Regions from separate parts of the Homo sapiens genome. Here region 2 is linked to region 1. A link is an interaction called in ENCODE POLR2A ChIA-PET data of the cell type or tissue named here. Cell type or tissue: CD4-positive, alpha-beta T cell. All regions are shown on one strand. Each heading gives the region's core, and the rest is flanking DNA. Links, peaks and the distances in the headings are about the cores only.

Region 1 (5,377 bases), core at 244-5,243:
CGGGTTCAAGTGATTCTGCAACTTCCGCCTCCTGGGTTCAAGTGATTCTCTTGTAGCTGGGATTACAGGTGCCTGCCACCATGCGTGGCTAATTTTTGTATTTTTAGTAGAGATGGGATTTTGCCATGTTGGCCAGGCCGGTCTCAAACCCCCGACCTCAGGTGATCCACCCGCCTTGGCCTCCCAAAGTGCTGGGATTACAGGCGTGAGCCACCAAGCCTGACCCGGAGACCAAGATTTTATCATGCAGATGAAACCTCCATGTATCAGGCATCAGAGCGCTTATCAGACCTAAACAGGTGCCAGACTCTTAATTTTCTCCTGGATCAGAGGAGAGACCTGGAGAAAAAAAGGGATTGTCTACAGAATGTAGGTTTTCCCCATTAAGATCTTTTATTTATTTATTATTTATGATTTTATTTTTTATTTTTTGAGACGGAGTCTTGCTCTCTCGCCCAGGCTGGAGTGCAGTGGTGCGATCTCGGCTCACTGCAACCTTCGCCTCCCAGGTTCAAGCAATTCTCTGCCTCAGCCTCCCAAATAGCTGGGATTGCAGGCACCTGCCCCCACGCCCAGCTAATTTTTGTATTTTTAGTAGAGACGGGGTTTAACCATGTTGGCCAGGCTAGTCTTGAACTCCTGACCTCATGATCCACCTGCCTCGGCCTCCCAAAGTGCTGGGATTACAGGCGTGAGCCACTGCACCCGGCCAGATCTTTTTAAATGTTAATGCTCGTCACTTGTTCCCAATTCTGAGAGAGAAGAGTATGATGAGGCATGTCCAATCCCCACTTTCAATCATGGCCTGAACTAGATTTTCTGGTTTAGTTTGGAATGTCTTTGGGAGAGAGGGGACTCTGTCAGTTGGTTGGGGGAGCTTAGAATTTTATTTTTGGTCTACATGGGGGAATAAGCCCTTTGTTCCTGAAGGCAGGTCAGGTGGCACATCACAGTGTCCACCACAGACTACCTCTTGTGCCACTTGGATTCATTTCACAGAAGTCTGGAACAGCTCCTCTAGCATACTAATGACTAATGAGTCTCTCTTCATGGTGGAAATTAGAAGAAAGATAGTGGAAAGAATTATAGCTCTCTGAAGCCTCTCTCAGGACAGCAACTGATACTCATCATTTTCCTCTTTTATCCATTTTAGCTTTCCTTCACCCTTAGAGAGCACCTCTGCTGATTTCAGTGGCTTACCTGATGGTGTAATGCAAACTTTCTCCCTGGGGGGTCTGAGCCTCACTATCCATGCTCTCCTCAAGCCATGCTCCTGCACTTGTCTTTTTACCATCAAAATAGGGCAGGGACTACCAAGAGGCACCCAAGTGGGCCAGCTGGATGCCAAGCATATTCCCCCATGTCTCCATTTTGTAACAGTTGTATTATCAGGATCAACAATGACAATCAGGATCAACGCTACAGCCACCATGATCATGCCTCTTCTTGCCTGCTGGCCCCTGCACGCAGGAGCCCAGAGTTCCTAGGCAACAACCATAACCCATTCACCTGCTGGACACATTTCCCCATTGGGAATCAGAGCCTCTAAAGCAGCAGAGCCTAGAGTTGTAGGGGCAGAAAGCACAAATTTCCCAAGTAGATTCCTGGGAGTGATGGCGAACAGAGCCACGCCTGCTTTCTCTCTTTGGTTCTGAACCCATGTGTTTTACCTTTTGGGAACAGAACACCAGGTTGTTGGTTTAAAGTGTATACTGCATGCTAGAAGGTGGCACCTCCTCCTCTCTAGGAATTACTTCCATGTTTGTGCTTCAGCTGTGCATCTACAGCTGATTCTATCACTGTGTTAGGCTGGCAGTTTCTGGGTGGTCGGCTGTAATGTGACCAGTGGACACAAAAGTCATGTGCCCGCTTTACACCTCTTTTGCTGAAAAGTGGTTCCTGGTACGACATGATAGGATTCCGTACCTGTTGCTCAGACACTGTCTCTGTAAGCCCTTGGATAGTGGTTGAGGCCTAGGAGGTGGGAAAATTCATTATGAACAAAGTTTTCTGCAGGGCTGGTAGTGGGAAAGGTGAGACAACCTTATTCTTGACTTTCTCTGGGTTTTAGAACTTCTGAAACCTATTGTGCAGGCTTCTAGGCTATTGGATAATGACTAGAACTTGGGGAAGGGAGAGCAAGGCTGGTGTTTAAAGATCTAAAGTTATACAGCCTCTGCCTCAGTGGCGAACTGAGTCCCTGGCTTGGAGAGTGATTGGCAGAGGGACAAAATGGGCTGCTTGGTTGGGACAGATAACTTCTTAGTTAATCTGGGTTAATTTAAGCAGACATTCGCTTAGGGTACTTACATTTTGTTGTGTCAGGAAACCTGTACAAACAGCTGAGCACGGTGGCTCACGCCTGTAATCCCAGCACTTTGGGAGGCCTAGGTGGGCGGATCACCTGAGATCAGGAGTTCGAGACCAGCCTCAATATGGAGAAACCCCGTCTCTACTAAAAATACAAAATTAGCCGGGCGTGGTGGTGCATGCCTGTAATCCCAGCTACTCCGGAGGCTGAGGCAGGAGAATTGCTTGAACTTGGGAGGCGGAGGTTGCAGTAAGCTGAGATCAGACCATTGCACTCCAGCCTGGGCAACAAGAGTGAAACTCTGTCTCAAAAAAAATTAAAAATAAAAAAAAAGGAAACCTATACAAATTCTGTTCAAGTGGCCAGCCAATTCTTGAGCTGTCTGTGAAACTGCAAATTGAATTCGAAATTCCAGACAGCAGCCCAGCACTGATGGGGAAAGGTCTCCCTCTTGTGGAAATTTTAGGGATTACTGGAAAGCTAGTAATCTATACCTTTAAGAGCTCAAATCCAGAAGAAATTTTTCTTGACAGGCAATTCCAACGCAGTGTATGTAGAACCCCCAATAGTAGGGGCTGCAATTTAAATTCAAGCTATCTGGATTAGAATCTTTGTTCTGCCACTTATTAGTTGTGTGACCTGGACAAAGCACATCACTTTTTGAGCTTCAATTTCTTTCTGTGTGACATGAAGATAATAGATAATATAAGGTTGTGAAGTTACAATGAGACAGTACTTAGATTAATAGATGTGACAGAGGAAGACTTTTAGTATCTGATGCAAACTTTTAAAGTTGCATCTTATATTTCATTACCAACTATACAGAATCTACCACCTTATACATAGTAGATGCTGTATCTGTATTGACTATCATTGATTTAATGAGGTCTAGCTGATAACTCTCCCCAGTTTTCCATGCCTTATCCACACTGTCCATTGACAGGAGAGAGGAAATCTATGGTTACAGTGAGGTGGAGGCTGAAGGAAAAGTTAAATGTTAAAAACTGCCCTTCGCCACCCCGCCCTGTGGAAGACGTAGGGAGTATTTACTTAATGACAATAACTTAGCTCCATCTATTGTCAGGAAATCATCCATTTATTCCCACCCACCGCCGCCAACACACACACTGTTCTGTGTCAGGCCCAGACCAAGAAGCTGGGGATATACCTGTTAGTAGGAAAAGCCCTGCCCTACAGAAGACTCCAGCTCAGGAGAGGATAGGGGCAAGAATAACATACTTGCCTCACCCCATCAGCCAGCATGAGGAAGCAACATAGAAGCTGTCCCCTGCAGACCTCCTGTCAACAGTCACGTGAGCACCCAATGTCACCAGTGTTGACAGATGATCTTCCAGTCGTTCCTGGGAGAAGGCTTTCCATCCGCAGCTACCTACATCTTATATAGGATGAAGGTCACCTCTCTGTGTCCTGAGATATTGCCACACTCCAACCACACTGTCTCATGTGGACATTCACTTAAAACGACTCAGGATACTTGTAAGCTCCACTGAAGCAGTCAGATCTTTGACACACAGGAAGGGGAGTGTAATGTGGAAGGAAGTGTCTCAGCCCTGTACTTGGGTAGGCTGAACAAGGGTGAAATCTAGTCCTGAAACCTAGACAGTTTTACATTTTTTTTTCTTTACCATCTCTATTCTCTGAAGAAGCTAATCCTTGGGAGGATATTTTTCAGCTTCCAAACAGAAATTGAACTAGGAAACCAATATATATGGTTGTGCATGCACATTTGTGTGCACATGAGTGCATGGGTGGTGTGGTGGATGGGCACCACCCCCAATGCAATAGCTCTCTGACTTCATCAATGCATCCAGTCTATCTTCCTTTTCTCTCTGTTTACCCACCTGCTCCTGGCTTCCTGTCTGTTTAAAATAATACTTTATAATCTAACATTATAGTAATTCCTTTGCAGATATGCTCAGCTCCTGTGTTCCCCTCTCCTCTGTCATTTTCATCTGGCTGAACTCCAGTCTCAAATGATCCCAATTACTTTCATTTTCTTCTTCTGAACCAGAGTAGCTGAAATTGTTACAGCAAATTCTATAGCTAGAAAAAGTGATATAAGGCCGGGCGCGGTGGCTCACGCCTGTAATCCCAGCGCTTTGGGAGGCCAAGGCGGGTGGATCACGATGTCAGGGGATCGAGACCATCCTGGCTAACACGGCGAAACCCCATCTCTACTAAAAATACAAAATATTAGCCAGGCGTGGTGGTGGGCGCCTGTGGTCCCAGCTACTCAGGAGGCTGAGGCAGGAGAATGGCGTGAACTCAGGAGGCGGAGCTTGCAGTGAGCCGAGATCGAGCCACTGCACTCCAGCCTGGGCGACAGAGCGCGACTCCGTCTCAAAAAAAAAAAGAAAAGAAAAAAAGAAAAAGTGATATAATGATAAATTCATGATCCCCAGACTCACATGGTCCCTCAGTGCTGCCTGGCAATTTTTCCGTGTTTCTCTAGTGAGCTTGCTCTTTTTCTACTTTTTCTAACTTTTTCATTGCTTTGTAGATCTTTTCATATCTCTGCATCCTCTGTCCTCACACCACCCACTCTTACTGATTTTGCCTTCTATTTTACAGATAATTTAGAAGCCATCCAGAGAGACATTCCCTTGTCTTTGTTACAACAAATTAAAACCCTGCTTGCATCTGTACCCATCCTCTCCCTTTCCCCCTCTGTTATATCCTAATATTTTACAGATGATGAAATACAGGTGCAGAGAAGTTACATAGCTTGCCTAAGATCACACAGCTAGCAAGTAGTTGAGCCCAGTTCCCAGCAGATGAAGCATCCCTCTTACAAAGGGCTGATACTTTTATATTGTTCTATCTCTCAGGGATCTGATTATATTAGCTATTCCCCTTCTCTTAGTTAATTTTTTTTTTTTTTTTTTTTTTTGAGATGGAGTTTCGCTCTGTCACCCAGGCTGGAGTACAGTGCCATAATCTCGGCTCACTGCAACCTCTGCCACCCAGGCTCAAGCGATTCTCCTGCCTCAGCCTTCTGAGTAGCTGGGACTACAGGCACGCACCACTACGCCTGGCTGATTTTTG
Region 2 (5,377 bases), core at 324-5,323, 74 kb before region 1:
AAGAGCAGTGAATCAAAGGATCACCCCTTACGCACCCACCAGCCACCCCATTCCCATAGGCCACAACTGTAACCAGCACCTTCAGTCAGAAACCAGAGTTTACTATGCTTGTAGCCTCTACTTTGTAGGCCATGGCTTAGGGCAGGTCAGCTCCTGGACTGCAAAGATCTGGCTCATTCCTCCTTTCCTTCTGCCTCTCCTTGAGCCTCTTACTTTCTCCCTTTTTCTCCTGGTGGCCTGCCCTCCGTGTCTTCCAACATGCATGCCTGGCTCCTGAATGTATGTAGTCTGTCTGGAGTCTCTGCAGTTATCAGGTTGGCTAGACAGTTGCATAGGGGTATCTTGGCCAAAGGGGGTATCTTTCAGTGGCTAGAAGTTGTAGCAGGTGGTCCTCCCACTGCCTCTCCCATAACCTCATACACCTGATTATGGCATCAACCGCACTGAATGAACATGGTTTCTGCTGCACTGTGAGCTCCTTTTCAAAGCCAGGAAATGTGCCTTTTTTTCCCTCTGTTTCTTGTAGTAAAAGCTCAGAGCCTAGTACAGTGGGCACCAGGGTAGTTGACACAGCAGAGCAGTTAAAAGCTCAGGCTCTGAAACCAGACACCTGAGCTTGAATCCTAGCTCTGTCACATACTAACAAGTCACATGACCTCTTTGAGCTTCAGTTAACTCATGTGTAAAATTAGGAAAAGTATATCTGATAGGGTTGCGGGGAGTGTTAAATGATGTACTATACTTGACATCTAGTGAAACTTCTGATGTTAGCTATTGTTAAAAATATCATCGTCCAGGTGGAGGCTGTAAACAAAGGCAAGCAGGTGGGAAAGTGCTGGAGGAGGTGGTTCAGGGAACTGGAAGGAGCCCAGCAGGCCTGGAGGTAGATTACTATTAGAAGCCAGGGGTAGCTGAGGTCAGATTGTAATTGGTTTTGGAGATGGAGTGTGGAATTTTGATTTTATCCTATAGGGGATTGTTTCTAACTACCATGCACTTTACTTCTTCGAAACATTTTACTGGGTAGCAAAACTTTTCGCTGAAGATCCTTACTTCTAAACACCTATACGTTTAAACTTCCTGACCCTGCTTGAGTACTCATGTCATCGATCCAGCTCTGCTAAGGTCCTTTCCCTCAGTGACGGCTACTCTCTGACCCCTGCTTTTCACCTAACAGTCTAAAAGTGCAAGGGACTCTTCTGTGGCCATATTCCCAGTTCTGTCCAGTCGTCCTTTACTCCTACCCTATTTCTAAGAGCAGAGGAATGGAGAGGCCCTGTGCAGCACAGGAAGGCATTTGGGCCCAGCCTGGATAGTGAGGAGGGGATTGCGGGGGAGTAATGAGGTGGTGCTCAGTTCCCTACTCAGTTACACCTTCCAGCTCCTTTCCAACTCCCTAGGCTGGGAATGCTTCCTGGCATAAAAGTTGAGATTTGGGACCCCTTCTCTGTTGTGCACACACACAGGTGTGCTCACTGCTCACATGCACAGAAAAACAAGTGCCACTTTGTCTGTCCTGGTGAGGGGGCTGAACTTCCTCATAGTTTTTTTTTTTTTTTTTGAGACAGGGTCTCTGTTGTCCAGGCTGGAGTACAGTGCTATGATCACAGCTCACTGCAGCCTTGACCTCCTGTGCTCAAGCAATCCTCCTACTTCAGCCTCCCGAGTAGCTGGGACTACAGGCGCATGCCACTATACCTGGCTAATTTATTTTATTTTATTTTTATTTTTAGTAAAGACGGGGTTTCACTATATTGTTTGGGCTGGTCTGGAACTCCTAGGCTCAAGCTATCCTCCTGCCTTGGCCTCTGAAAGTGCTGGGATTACAGGCATGAGCCACTGCACCTGGCCTCCCCATTGTTTCAGAGTGGGGAATTGAGAGGGAACACCTGGTATAGCTCCACTCTCTTCCAAACACCTGCTACTTCTATAGCAGTCCTCCTCTTGCTTCTACTTCCACCTGCCCTCTATGTCGCCACTGCTAGGAGCCTGGCTCAGATTTCTAAGTTGAATTTCTGCTTCTCTTACTCTGGAGTCCTTAGGGCTGGCATGGGCTGGGCTCCCTGATGAGGTCTGATCCCCCTCCTCCTCTCAGTACATGGGGATTGGGGTCCTCACGACATGACCGTTTTCTCTTTTGGACACTTCTATGGTGGAGGATGAGGCAGACCTCACTGAGTGGAACCAGCATCAGTTGACAGAAGACAAAAAACATTTTGTGATTCTGAATTAATAATTTGATTTGTATATATTATGTCCTTGTGTAATTGTCTAAGCTTCCAGTTTTATCAGCTCTTCTGTGAAAACTCCCTCATTCCCTTAGGCAGAATGTTAAATCACATTCTTCTCAGTTCCCTCAGCCTTTTGCTATAGTACTTTTCATACTTTACTGGAATCACTGGTTTGTTTTTGTTTTTGTCTGGTTTTGTTTTGTTTTATTTTGGTTTAAGTCTTTCTCCCCCACTAGACTGTGAGATCCCTGAAGTCAGGGATCTACTTTCAGATACCATGGTATAGGAGAGAGATGTTAAGGACCAAACTAGGACACCAGCAGATTCTAGAGATATTAAGGAAGCAAGAATGGCAGATTTTGCTAAATCGTCAAATGTCAAGAATGGCAGGACTTTGTGGACTGGGTAGATGGTGTTGCCATTCAGGAGCAGGCCCAGGTTTAAGTTGATGAATTCACTTTTGCAGATGTTTGAGATAGCTATGCGGCATTCAAGTGGAGATGTCCAGTTCAGGTCTGAGATTGAGCTGGGGAGTTCATTCATTTGTTGAATGCCTACTATGTGCCAAATGCCATATCAGTGCTGCAAGTGCAGCAGCAAACAAAACAGATGCAGTCCTTATGCCATGCGAGGCTTACATCCTTAGAAGGGGACACCGATATTTAACAGTTATTTAGCTGCAAAGTGATAATTGTTATGAAGAGAGCTGTAAAGCATATATCCTGGTGACCTAAGTTTATATGTGCATATTGATTTGGTAGGGCGGAGGGTGGTACTTGGTCATTAGTCTTCTCTGAAAAAGTGACCTGGAAATTCTAAGAATGGAAAGATGAGTAAGAGTTGGCCAGGTGTCAGGGGTGGGATAGGCTGGGACTGGAAGAACAAGACATCCCAAAGCCTCATCAGTATTGAGCCAGAACCTGAGCTGCTCAAACTGGAGGGGCATTACCTCACCGCTAAACTGTACCTTTTAGTGCCCCCTCACTTCTACTATTTAGCTCGTGGAGCTCATGGTATCTCCCTTCTCATACTGATGAGTGCTGTCCTGCCACAGGGGACCACTGCAGAACCCAAGAGCTGTGCTGGTCAGCCAGAGAAGAGCTTAGTAGAAGGTCCACATTAGAAGAAAGTGATGCCTGTTGGTGGGACCAGTTTAAACAGCCCTGCAGGACTAAGAGATGGAGTTGGGGTGGGGCCGGGGCGGGGAGACCAGTCCATTAAGGAAGGCACAGATTTGAATCCAAGAGCAAGGCCAATGCCCAGAACTTGAGTTCTCCAAGGCTGCTCCTGGCTCTCGTTCATCTTGTGTCCCCAGAGCCTATAACAAAGCAGAGTGTATGAGACTTATGTAGTGAGTAATGTTTTGACTATGAAGGAAAAGCCAGAAAGCTTAGCTAAAGTGGGAAGGAGGATTAAAGGAGGTGCTTTTGGGATGGGGAGACCTGAGCATATTGGGCAGCTAAATTAGAGGAGGTTGGAGAAGGGAGAGGTTGAAAGGTTCACTCTGTGTAGGAGGAAGGTTTCCTTGTCAGCCCCATAGCCTGAATGGACTAATTCTTGTATACTTTCTCCTCTCTCACCTACCCCATTCCAGTCTGCTACTAAGTCTCATGAGCCTACCTCCTACATATGTCTTGAGTCCATCTGCGTCCCTCCAGCCAATTTCCTTGGTCCAAGCCATCATCATTTCTCAACTGGAATACTGCAACAGCCTCTGACTGGGCAGCTAGCTTGTAGTCTTGACTTCTCCCTACAGCCAGAATGTTCTTTCTTAAAAGCAAAATTGATCTTGTCACTGCTATGCCTAGAAATGTTAAGAAACTCCTCATTACACCCAGGATAAAACATAATTCCTTCTTTTGTTCACCTGGGTGCTCCCTGCAGTCCAGCCACACTGGACAAGTCCTCAAGTGGTGCCCATACTGGACTTTGTGCCTTTTACAATCTGTTCACTCTGCTTGAATGCCTTTCCTCTTCCTTTCCTGGCCGAATTTGGTTTATGTGGCATCCTCATTAGGCTATTTGTTCAGACATCTTCTTCTCTTGGAGCCTTTTCTCACCATTCCCCTTCATCCCTTCATGTTCTCACAATCCCATTCATATCTCTGTTGCATTGCCCCAGACCTGCTGCCATGTTTGATTTTGTCAGTAAGTGCTTGTTGAATGACTGAATAAATGGTGGTGGGGGGGTCTCCTCCCTCAGGATCCTACTCCCTTCTGTCTGTGCCCACAGTGTCTCCCCTCCTACCTGCTCCCTCCCCTTGCTCCTCTGCTCCAGGTTTTCTCCAATGAGGGCCAGTTCAAGTTCCGTTTTGGGGTCCGAGGACGCTCACCTGGGCAGCTGCAGCGCCCCACAGGTGTGGCAGTGGACACCAATGGAGACATAATTGTGGCAGACTATGACAACCGTTGGGTCAGCATCTTCTCCCCTGAGGGCAAGTTCAAGGTGAGAGGCCTGCTGTCACTTTACTTACCCTGGTGTCCAGCTGAACTGACCAGTCTAGTGCCTCTTGGTGGTCAGGGTCTGGACTGATCCAATCCTACCTCCTCCTACTCCCTGTTCTTTCCCCAGCCCAAGATTCTGCTTTGGTACTGGGTTAGGACTACTTTCCCCACTGTCAGAATAAAGCCTCTTATGGATATTCTCTTCCTCCAGACCAAGATTGGAGCTGGCCGCCTCATGGGCCCCAAGGGAGTGGCCGTAGACCGGAATGGACATATCATTGTGGTCGACAACAAGTCTTGCTGCGTCTTTACCTTCCAGCCCAATGGCAAACTGGTTGGCCGTTTTGGGGGCCGTGGGGCCACTGACCGCCACTTTGCAGGTATAGGGGGACAGCTCCAAGATCTATGCTGATACCCCTGTTCCAGAGAACTCCCCTAGATACCCCAGCTGTAAAGGCCCTCTCCTCCTATATCTTGGCTCTGGAGATCCCACTTCCCTTACGTTAGCCCTATCATCTCAGAAATAATTTGTCTCAGTCCTGGAGACCCCACCCCTCTCCTAACACCCTAGCTTTTATCTTCCCAGATACTCTTCCCCATCCCACTCAGCATCCCAGCTTACTGCCCTGAAGACCACTTTGTATTTTCAGGGCCCCATTTTGTGGCTGTGAACAACAAGAATGAAATTGTAGTAACGGACT

What was found. ChIA-PET counts read pairs that join two places held together with the same protein. Peaks named below come from ENCODE experiments on the same cell type or tissue, not always from the same donor. Only the 100,000 strongest peaks of a DNase experiment are listed, where the experiment ranks them.
Region 2: POLR2A ChIA-PET joins it to region 1 with 5 read pairs; 25 of 35 experiments call an interaction of 5 or more read pairs at or near these places.

Annotation. Positions count from the first base shown.
Region 1 is chr11:6,376,825-6,382,201 of GRCh38, reverse strand. No RefSeq gene overlaps it. Among named protein-coding and RNA genes, the nearest start is that of SMPD1, 11 kb to the left of the region's middle. In CD4-positive, alpha-beta T cell, for the core only: a CTCF peak has its summit at 2,759 (motif pointing left); DNase peaks (open chromatin) are centred at 2,741 and 3,811; H3K4me3 peaks cover 478 bases; H3K27ac peaks cover 946 bases.
Region 2 is chr11:6,450,571-6,455,947 of GRCh38, reverse strand. It overlaps TRIM3 (tripartite motif containing 3), which reads left to right. Exons shown (of 12, transcript NM_033278.4): 8 at 4,510-4,677; 9 at 4,888-5,056; 10 at 5,327-5,377. Among named protein-coding and RNA genes, the nearest start is that of HPX, 12 kb to the right of the region's middle. In CD4-positive, alpha-beta T cell, for the core only: no CTCF peak of the experiment used is centred there; no DNase peak of the experiment used is centred there.